Regions from separate parts of the Homo sapiens genome. Here region 2 is linked to region 1. The links are chromatin contacts, found by Hi-C or POLR2A ChIA-PET in ENCODE. All regions are on one chromosome and are shown on one strand. Each heading gives the region's core, a stretch centred on a gene start or an enhancer-like site at or near the end of the contact. The rest is flanking DNA. Distances are from core to core; before and after follow the strand shown. Region 1 overlaps FAM193A (family with sequence similarity 193 member A). Region 2 overlaps SH3BP2 (SH3 domain binding protein 2).

Region 1 (5,226 bases), core at 1,224-3,723:
TGCACTCCAGCCTGGGCGACAGAGAGAAACTCCATCTCAGGAAAAAAAAAAAAAAAAAAAAGAAGAAGAAGAAATAAAAAGTCAAATCTACAAATCAGGTAAGAAGTGAAAAGAGACCATTACACAGAACTTTATACCAGTAACTCTGCCAATTTTTCTTGTTTTAAAAGAGACGGGGTCTCACTGTGCTGCCCAGACTGCAGTACAGTGGCACTATCATACCGCACAACAGCCCAGAACTCCTGGGCTCAAGCGACCCTCCTGCCTCAGCCTCCTGTGTAGCCGCAACTACAGGCATGTGCCACGCTGGTGGGCAACTTTGACAATTTCTAAGAATATAACTTACCAAAACTAACCTGACAAGATTTTAACCATTAAAGAAATTGAACCACAACTTTAAAATCTACCTAGAGACATACATGGCTGTGAAGGGGAGGTGAGGCCAAAGGCGGGTCATTCATGAATGGGTAGCCCCAGAGTATTTGCATTCCATGGGTCATGGGCCAAGGCAGAAGAAAACAATAATCAAAGCGACAAAGTCTTGAAGAAGATGAAAACAGATGGGCACCTGAAAGCCCAGTGGGGGTGGGCCTTGGAGAGGAAAGAGAGGAGAAAATGCCCTCAGCTATGGGGGTTTGGGGGTGATACAGGGGAGGTGTTAACTTTGATTTTCTCCCTGAAGCACGAAGGTCAATAGCTGAGCTGAGCAAGGGGTGGGTAAAGAGGGTACACGTAGTCTAAGAAGCAAGGAAAAGGAAGGGTTCCTGCCAAGGAGTTTGGGGAGGTACTTAAGCCAGAAAAACGCACTAGATGCCCATGCATGGTTTGCAGTCATGAAGTTATGAAGAGGAAGCAGTAAACTGAGGCCAGCAATTTTCTCCATGAATATTCTGCCACATGGAGGGAAGAGACAGGGCTGGACCAGCATAACCAAAAAAAGTTCAGGGCCTTTGCCTGAGAGCCACGGAAGAGCCACAGTGCCAAGTCCGGGAACTCAGGCTCCTAGGAGTGAGGTCGGGGAGACGTGATAAACCTAACAGGAATGGAATCCATGGACTGATAGGGATGGATGAGGTCAAAGAACTATGGCAGGTCAGGCGCAGTGGCTCACGCCTGTAATCCCAGCACTTTGGGAGGCCAAGGTAGGTAGATCATTTGAGGCCAGGAGTTTGAGACCAGCTTGGCCATCATCACGAAACCCTGTCTCTACTAAATACAAAGATCAGCCAGGTGTGGTGTTGCGCGCCTATAGTCCCCGGTACTCGGGAGGCTGAGGCATGAGAATCACCTGAACCCAGGAGGCAGAGGTTGCAGTGAGCCAACATCGCACCACTGCATTCCAGCCTGGTGACAGAGCGAGACTGTGTCTCTAAAAAAAAAAAAAAATTAGCCAGGTGTGATGGCGCATGCCTATAGTCCCAGCTACTCGGGAGGCTGAGGCACGATAGTCTCTTGAACCCAGGAAGTGAGGTTGTAGTGAGCTGAGATTGCACCACTGCACTCCAGCCTGGGCAACAGAGCAAGACTCTGTCTCAAAAAAAAAAAAAAACTATGGCAAGAGAAGACAAGCAAGTGAGCTACAAAGACAGACAATGATCAAGATGAAAGTTTGAAATGGAGATTTCTTAGGTTTCCAGGCACGACTATGTCTAGGACGTGATGCTAGGATGGGTCAATCTTGGAAGAAGAGGTCTCCAGAGAAATTTGCAACGTGCAACTGTCAGGCAAGATGTTAAGATAAATTCCCACCAATATTCTCCTACAACTGCTGATAACAGAATGCTTATCTAGAAGACAGCAATTCAGCCCCACTTCCCCTCTGGATGCAGAAAGCTGCAGGAGAGCCGTGCACTCTGAGCCCTGACCAGAGCCCTGACCAGAGACAGAGCAGGACAATTGATAAAATCCTATCTCTGGGCCATCAGAGAGCCGAAGTGACCAGGCTGCCGGAGGGAACTACACAACAAAGTGCAGCAGCCCCTCCAGGGAGAAGGGGACACACTTACTGTTTCACCTTTGACAGAGGAAGGAAAGTGGAAGGAGGCCATAAAAGTGGTTAGAAAAAAAAAAAACAGTTTAACTTTAAACAAATTCTGAAAGGTTGAGAGTGTCAAGTGTGGGAGTCTAACCCCTGGAAAGCCCCAAAACGAATGTTCCCACTCATTCCCAGGAGACCTGCACCCAAGTCTCCAGCTAATCCACTAGCAGAGAGGAAGGAAACATGCCTTTCTCCTTGTCCTGGAGAAAGGCGTGTGCCACACACAGGCCAGGACCAGCACAAGACACGGGGCCGGTCAGACCCCTGCAGATACAAGGCAGAGTCTGGCTGCCACCGGGCAGAGGTGGGCTCGCTGGGAAAGCTGCCCCCAAGGCCGTGAGCACAGAGCTGCCCAAGAGTCAGGCTAGAGGGGGGAACTGAGAAGATGCCACCATCGGAGACCTTGCCAAGGAGGAAGTAGAGAGAGACTCCCCTCTACAGGCCCACACGAGCACGCACAGTGCTAGAGACAGCCCAGCTGAGGCCAAATGCACTGACCTGGCCTCCCAGGTGCACAACAGGACACAGGAAACAACCTCAGCCTGATGCTCTCTGCACACTGTCTGGCATTTGACCAAACAGAACAAGAGAAACAGAAAGCAAGAACCAATAACGTTTAAGGAAGAGATGATAATACCAATTCTAACACAGTCTTCCAGAAAGGAGAAGAAACAGGAACACATTCTAACTCATTTTATGAGACCCCGAAGGCCACTGTAAGACAAGAGGCCTACAGACAGCCTTCATGAGCACAGATGCAAAAATCATTAACATAACTTTAGCAAATCAATCCAGCAACACATAAAAAGGATGTCCACAGAAGAAAAATAATGTTCATAGCAGCTTTTTTCAAAATAGCCCAAACGTGGGAACAACACAAACATCCATCAATTAATTGGTGAATGCATAAATTGGTTTATCTGTAAAATTACTCAATAAAAAAGAGAAACTACGGATGCATGCAACATTTTGGGTAACTCTCAAAAGCATTATGCAAGTTACAGAAGTATATGTGACACTCTGGAAAAAGCAAAACTGTAGGAACAAAAATCAGGTCAGGCCAGGCGCGGTGGCTCATGCCTATAATCCCAGCACTATGGAAGGCAGAGGCGGGCGGATCACGATCGAGACCATAATGGCCAACATGGTGAAACCCCATCTCTACCAAAAATACAAAAATTAGCTGGGCATGGTGGCGCGTGCCTGTAGTCCCAGCTACTGGGGAGGCTGAGGCAGAAGAATTGCTTGAACCCGGGAGGCGGAGGTTGCAGTGAGCCAAGATTGTGCCACTGCACTCCAGCCTGGGTGACAGAGCGAGACTCTGTCTCAAAAAAAAAAATTCAGGTGAGTGGTTACCAGAGGCTAGGACGGGGGAAGGGAAGTGACTACCAAGGGGAACAAGGGGATTTTATGGGGTGATGCAAATGTTCTGTAGCTTAGCTGTGGTAGTGAACATTTTTTAAGTAAAAAAAGAGTGAATCTTAATGGAAGGTAAATCATGTTATTTTTTTAAAGGCCAGCTCCAACAAAGAGGCTGACCTACAAAGCAACAGCTGGTCCGAATCCACAAACACAGGCCAACACTACACCTCTGCTGTTCCCAAGGTCACTGTTTCTGGTGAGGAGAGAATGGCTCATCTGACAAACTATCCATTACCAAGACAAGCCGGGGGCTGGGAAATGAGATCCTCCTCCAACGCAGGCAAGACGCACTGCAGGGAACCATAGGCACTTCCGCTGGCCTCTGGACCAGGGCAAACAGCAGAAGCCTGTTCCCAAGGGCAGAGGCAGGCTAAAATACAAGAGCAGGGCTGGAGTCGGAAGAAGAGCTGATAAAGTTTAATGAGAAAACAAACCAACCACCACAAAAAGCAAAGAAAATGGTATTGGTAAAAAAACAAACAAAAAAACCACACAAAGAAAACCATAAAAATAGCTGTCTTTGTAGAGTTTATATTCTAATGAAGAAGAAAGCAAACCAAATGAGTAAGTAAAATACATAGTATGTTAGAAATAAGTGCTAGGAAGAGAATTACAGCAGGAAAGCGGGACATGCGGGAGGGGCCGAGTGAGAAAGTAATTCTGACAATGAGACCCCAAGGATAGAAACTGGCCCTGGAGATGGGGCTTGCCTCCAAGGCCAGTAAAGATGGAAACCCACACCAGGCAGTGGGGATGCGCTCTTCAGATTGTCACCAGGACTCCCCCAAGGCAGTTCTGCAGGAGAAAACAGAGGAGCAGGGAATGCACACGTTTCCTGGCTGCACATAGCAAGGTATCAGAAGGAAGAGAAGAGCTCAGAAAATAATTAGCCGCTTTCAAGCAGAAATCAAAGGGCACAGAAGAGGCCTAGAATGTGGGGTCTCAAATAGTTGCAAAAGCCAACTCCTTCCAGAACCCAAACAGTACATGTGAAAGCCTGCCCGGAACAAGGGCCCACCAAAACTCCATCAGGTCAAAGATAAGAGTAAGGGTGCGGTCTTCCCAGCCAAGCCTGCTGTGGCCTCGAAGAGGCTGAAGCAGCACAAATAAGTAAAAGGGAAGGTGAGGCTTAAGAGCATCGCGTAAAGAATTACCTGCATGTCGAATTGTTGAGAACTAAACACATGAAAATTGTACTCCCTTTTCAAGAAACTGTACCACCAAAGAAATACTAAGCTCAAAGCCAAAAATCACCCTTCAGGGTCACATAGCTTGATGACTGAATTGTGCCCAGACAAGGAGGGCAGGTGTCCTGCCACCTACTGCAGTGTGGCCAGGGAAGACCAGGAGGAACGTACCAGGAGACACAGACTAGAAGGTGGTGCAGGAGGGAGTGCCCCCTGAAGCAAAAGCAAATCCATTTCTTTCACTGCCAGTTACCCCATAACCTGGGCGGGGGGAGCCAACGCCCTGCGCTGCCTGTGCTGGCAGCCACTCACCACTGGCTGGTCAAGGCCGCCATGCCTCTCCTCCTTCTCCACGGTCCTGCGGCAGTCCGGGCACACCCACAGTGGCAGGTGCAGCACGCTGTTGCCCTTGGGAGCCATGGAAAGGGCCAATTTGCTCGCAGTCTTAATTCCACTCTCTAAGAATGATGAGTCTTTCCGTTCACTTCTGCACAGAAGACAATAATCCCCAGCAGGGTAGGGTGGTGTCCTATGATTCATGCCAAAACTAAAAGGAGTCTGGAATAGAAAAAAAAAATT
Region 2 (4,719 bases), core at 856-3,355, 200 kb before region 1:
AACAGGACTCTGAGGACCAAACCAGACAGCTCCCAAGCACTCTGCCATAGGCACTTGGCCCAGCACTGGGTCCCTAGGCCCTGGAAGTGGACAGCACCCTGCTTATCCCGGATCCCAGCACCAGGGCGAGATAACAAGGGAACAGAGTGGAGATGCCGAGGCCCTGGGGCTCCTGCTGGGGTGGCATGCAGTAGGGGCGCCAGTCAGAGAAACCCAGCCCCACTGCTCCCACCCAGAGCCAACGGCAGAGGTCAGGAGCCACCACGATGGGCACCCTGTGTAGGCAGCTGTGTAAGCCCTACAGGGTGGGCCTTGGGACCGTATAGCAGTAAGTGGCCTGAGAGCCCTGCGCCGCCTGTCCCTTTCACTCATCACCGTGGTACTTTTCGTACCGTGGCGGTCTTGGCGGCCTCCCTTGGACCGCACAAAACCATGCAGCTCCTGCACACACCTCGGGCTCAGCCCAGGCACTTTACGGCGTTTTATCTGGACAAGCTCCTGGGTCAGGGCAAAGGACGCTGGGGCCCAGGCGTGGCCCCCATCATGGCTCCTCTGTGCACCACTGAGGGTCCTTGGGCCCCTCGCTTACCCAGGAACCCTGTCACCATCTGTCAGCGGGTGCCACAGGCTGGGACCCACCAAGGCTGAGTCAGCACAACAGGGTCCCTTCCCTCTGTCCACTCATTTCAGCACTTGAGGGTTAGGTCTTTCTGCTGCCTTAATGCATTCGCTGTGATCCTTTTTCCCTAACGTTACGTGTGTGTGTGTATATAGATATACATACATACATATATACATATATATATACACACACACACACACATATACATATATATATACACACACCACATACATACACATATATACACATATATACACATATATACAAACATATATATACATATACACATATATACATATATACACATATATATACACACACACACATACATATATATATACACATATATACAAACATATATATACATATACACATATATATACACATACACATATATACACACACATATATACATACACACACACACACACACACACACACACACACACACACATATATTTTTTTGAGACAGAGTCTCACTTTGGTGCCCAGGCTAGAATGCAGTGGCACGATCTTGGCTCATTGCAACCTCTGTCTCCTTGGTTCAAGCACTTCTCCTGCCTCAGCCTCCTATAGCTGGGATTACAGGTCATACCACCACACCCAGCTAATTTGTATTTTTAGTAGAGACAGGGTTTCACTATGTTGGCCAGGCTGGTCTTGAACTCCTGACCTCAGGTGATCTGCCGGCCTCGGCCTCCCAAAGTGCTGGGATTACAAGTGTGAGCCACTGCGCCCGGCCCCTTTTTTTTTGAGATCAGGTCTCTCTGTCACCCAGGCTGGAGTGCAGTGGCACAATCTTTGCTCACTCCAACCTCTGCCTCCCAGTTTCAAGCAATTCTCACGTCTCAGCCTCCCGAGTAGCTGGGATTACAAGCATGCGCCAACATGCCTGGCTTATTTTTGTATTTTTAGTAGAGCCGGGGTTTCACCACGGTGGTCAGGCTGGTCTTGAACTCCTGACCTCAACTAATCCACCCGCCTTGGCCTCCCAAAGTGCTGGGATTACAGGCATGAGCCACCACGCCTGGCTAATATTTTTAAACTGTTTTCTAACATGGGTTTTTTTCCCGGATGTTGTTCGTTTTTACTCTCTGGGTTTATTATTCTATTCCCTTGCCTTCTGCTTCTTGTCATTTTTTATTCCTTAGTAAATTTTAGGTTGGCCTCAGGAGGTTTCCTGTCTAGGCTGGGTCTTGTCCTTGCGCTGGCTTCCTCCTGGGGCCACTCACAGGCCAGCACAGGTGGGCTCAAGGCGACAGGCCAGCCCCTCTGCTGGGGCTGCAGCAGGCATCGGGGTGGGAGAGCAGGCCACAGCCACTCCCAGGCCGGGGTCTCTGGCCGGACAGGGGAAGGGAGATGCAGGCAGGCCCAGGAGCAAGAGGGAGGCAACAGGAAGAGGTGCTGACAGAGAGGCAAAAAGAAGGAAGAAGGAGTGGGCCAGACCCCGGGTTGGGGAACCGAGAGCTGTGTGTTCCTCCTCAGCCTGGGAACCCCAGAGCCTCGGGGCCCGGGCAGGGGACAGGATGACTCATGCCCGCTGGCTCCTGTCCTCACCCTCAGCGTGGCCCAGAGGGGGCCTGGGTGACCTGAACGTTCCCAGGCCCCTCACAACGCTCCACTGTTCAGAGAGGCCCAGTGAGGACAAGGGTCTGGCGGTGGGCCCGGCCTGCCGGGAAAGGAGCCCAGCCCCCAGCCTCTGCCGCAGCCTCTCTGCACCCCTGCAGTCTGGGCCCCGGTCCTCCGCGGTCAAGACAGGCAGGGGTGGAGTCTGGATCAGGGTCTCCTCCTCTCCGCCCCCAACCATGCAACTGTCCAGCCCCCTTCCCAAGGCCAGGCCGCCCACAGCCCAGCTCCTTCCTCCCTCGGAGCCAGCCTGTCACAGCCTTTCTGCTGCAGCCTCAGCAGAGGTGGCTCTCAAAGACAGCTCCGCTCAGCCTCAGGGCTCAAGGCCACCCATGCCCTACCTCGCCGGACACCTCTCAGGCTGTTCCACGAGTTCCTCCAGCCGTTCCCCACCTGCAAACTCCCGCCTGGCCTTCTGCCCCCGGCCAGGTCACCCCAAGACACCCCCAATGCCCTTACTGCTCCCTGGGGATGGCGCTCCAGGCCAGGTCCTTCCTCAGAGGGGTGAATGGCTCTAGTTAGGGTCCCCAACCACCACAGCCCCAGACCCGTGGGAGCCGAGGCCTGAGCTCTCCTGCCTGCCCAGCCTCCCTGCACCCACCCCTGGCACGGGAGCCCGAGACAGCCTCCCCAGAGCCCCCAGGTGAAGTGCCACCTGGCCCGTCATCAGCCCGGGGGGGGGGCGGTCACAGGACAAGCACCTCCACGTACTGCTCGGGTGGCAGTAAGACTCTGGAGTCAGCAGGGCCTGTAAGCAAGCCCGCCGGTGTCTGCCCCTAGGGCCTCCTCCTGGCTGGGAAGCAGCCACGGGGCAGGCTCGGGCAGCTCAGGCAGGGGCAGGCTGCATCAGACAGGGAGGTGGCACAGCCCGGTGGACACTCTGGGGACACAGCCTCAGGAGTGACTTGGGGATGCCCTTTCCCTCCCCAGGGAGGCAGCTCTGGACCATGCCACTGTCTGCCAGAAAAGCCAGCCAAGGAGGAGGGAGACTGAGCCGGGGACAGTCAGTCCCACCAGGGCCAATGCCACCCCAATCTCAGCAGTCTGCTGCTCCCTCCCCTTTCATCCCCTGTAGCCCCTGTGCAGGGGTCACCGACCCCATCCTGGTCACGTCACCTCCTCCACTCCCACCCAGCCTTCTGCAGCCTCGACGAACCCACTTCTGTCTGTGGCAGCCCCCACCCTTTCCCCAGACCCCGCCCGAGCTCCTCATGGTCTTCTTGTGGCCACTGCTTGGAGGGCGTATGTTCGGCAGTGGTCTCCAGACCCCAGAGTAAGCTTGAAAACATAAGCCAGCCCCTGCTGGAAGCCCCACCAGGCCCTCGGGCCCCACCTCTCTAGCCCCTCTCCCTTTTCAAAACCAGGGTGTCTTTCACACAGCCTGAGCCCTCAGCCTGGCCCCTCCTCCTGCTCCCCCTCAAGGAGGCCCCCCCGGGGGGATCCGTGAGGCGCCCCTGGCATCTTTGGTGCTGCCTTTTCCCAGCTTCGTACTGGAAGGGCCAGGACCCTGCCTGCCGCAAGGGTGGCTCTGGGTAGGTCTTCGAGGGGGCCTGGGTCCCAAGTGGGTCCCCCCTGCTTCTCAGGACACCAGCCCTGGAATAGCTGTCCCCTTGATGCCAGCCGGCAGGAACCCTGGCATGGGGCAAGGCCCGCTAGATCCTCTGCAGAGGTGGGGGTTGGGGGTCCTTTCTCAATCTTCTTCCTTCCCCAGCAACTTCCTGCCCCAGAGGCAGGCACAGCCACCCCGACCACAAAACATCACCCTCCTGGTCACATCCTCAAGAAAATGGGAAGGTTGATCTCAGAGAGCCCCTGCCCCAAGTAGCAAACCTTCCTGAAGCCAGCACCCAGGACCCCAGGATGGCTCAGGGCTCAGAGGTGGCCACTGCCCCTCCCTCCACTTTACACACCCAGGGCCCCATCCCACCTCATTAGGCAGCTGCAGCCCAGGGTCTGAAGCTGAGCGAAGTCCAGTCGCGGTGAGGGTCCCGAGGGGAAGGCATTTCAGAGATTCCACCCCCAGGGTCCCGCCTGGGAGCAGCTCCTCCGGTGGGGAGGAAGGAGCCACCTGTGGGGACAGGCAGCCAGCAGGGGTACAGCAGGAACGAAGTCCTGAGGCAGGGCGGGTACGGGTGGCGGGTGGAGGCTGAGGCTGCACCCCTGAGCGCCATTAGTCCTAATCAGCCCGGAGGCCTCGATGACCTGACGCCGGCTTTGGAGTTTCCCAGGCCCCGTGCTGCGTGCAGCTCCTGGGGGGCCACTCCCACACACCCCGCCCCAGCAGCTGGATGGGCACACCCTCACCCTCACGCATCCCATGAGGCTGCACTTCCTGTCCCTGCCCTGCCCAGAGAAGGCGGAGGATGCCCAGGTCACACGGCCTGGCCTGGTGGAGCCACCTGAGCCACCCAGCACCTGTGTTCCTAGAGGTCTCAGCCTGGGAACGCCTGAGGCCACAAGAGGTGATGGCA

Evidence for each region. A loop is a pair of places that touch in the nucleus more often than their neighbours do. ChIA-PET counts read pairs that join two places held with the same protein, here RNA polymerase II (POLR2A). Pooled maps may share reads with other maps.
Region 2: a pooled map shows a loop between it and region 1 (2.9-fold over the local background). The contact joins two enhancer-like sites. A Hi-C loop is called at or near these places in 2 of 50 pooled maps. POLR2A ChIA-PET finds 5 or more read pairs at or near these places in 3 of 52 experiments (AG04450, activated B cell and activated CD4-positive, alpha-beta T cell).

What each region holds. Positions count from the first base shown.
Region 1 is chr4:2,596,063-2,601,288 of GRCh38, reverse strand. FAM193A (family with sequence similarity 193 member A) reads right to left here. Exons shown (of 21, transcript NM_001366318.2): 2 at 4,960-5,205. Among named protein-coding and RNA genes, the nearest start is that of FAM193A, 62 kb to the right of the region's middle. RefSeq lists enhancers at 2,682-3,634, 3,635-4,586, 4,587-5,226. Within about 2 kb of position 2,473, at least 15 of the 41 ENCODE cell types and tissues checked have a DNase peak (open chromatin) inside an H3K27ac peak, as active enhancers do.
Region 2 is chr4:2,798,762-2,803,480 of GRCh38, reverse strand. All of the region lies in intron 1 of SH3BP2 (SH3 domain binding protein 2), which reads right to left. Among named protein-coding and RNA genes, the nearest start is that of SH3BP2, 8.0 kb to the right of the region's middle. RefSeq lists enhancers at 2,182-2,231, 4,636-4,719. Within about 2 kb of position 2,105, at least 28 of the 41 ENCODE cell types and tissues checked have a DNase peak (open chromatin) inside an H3K27ac peak, as active enhancers do.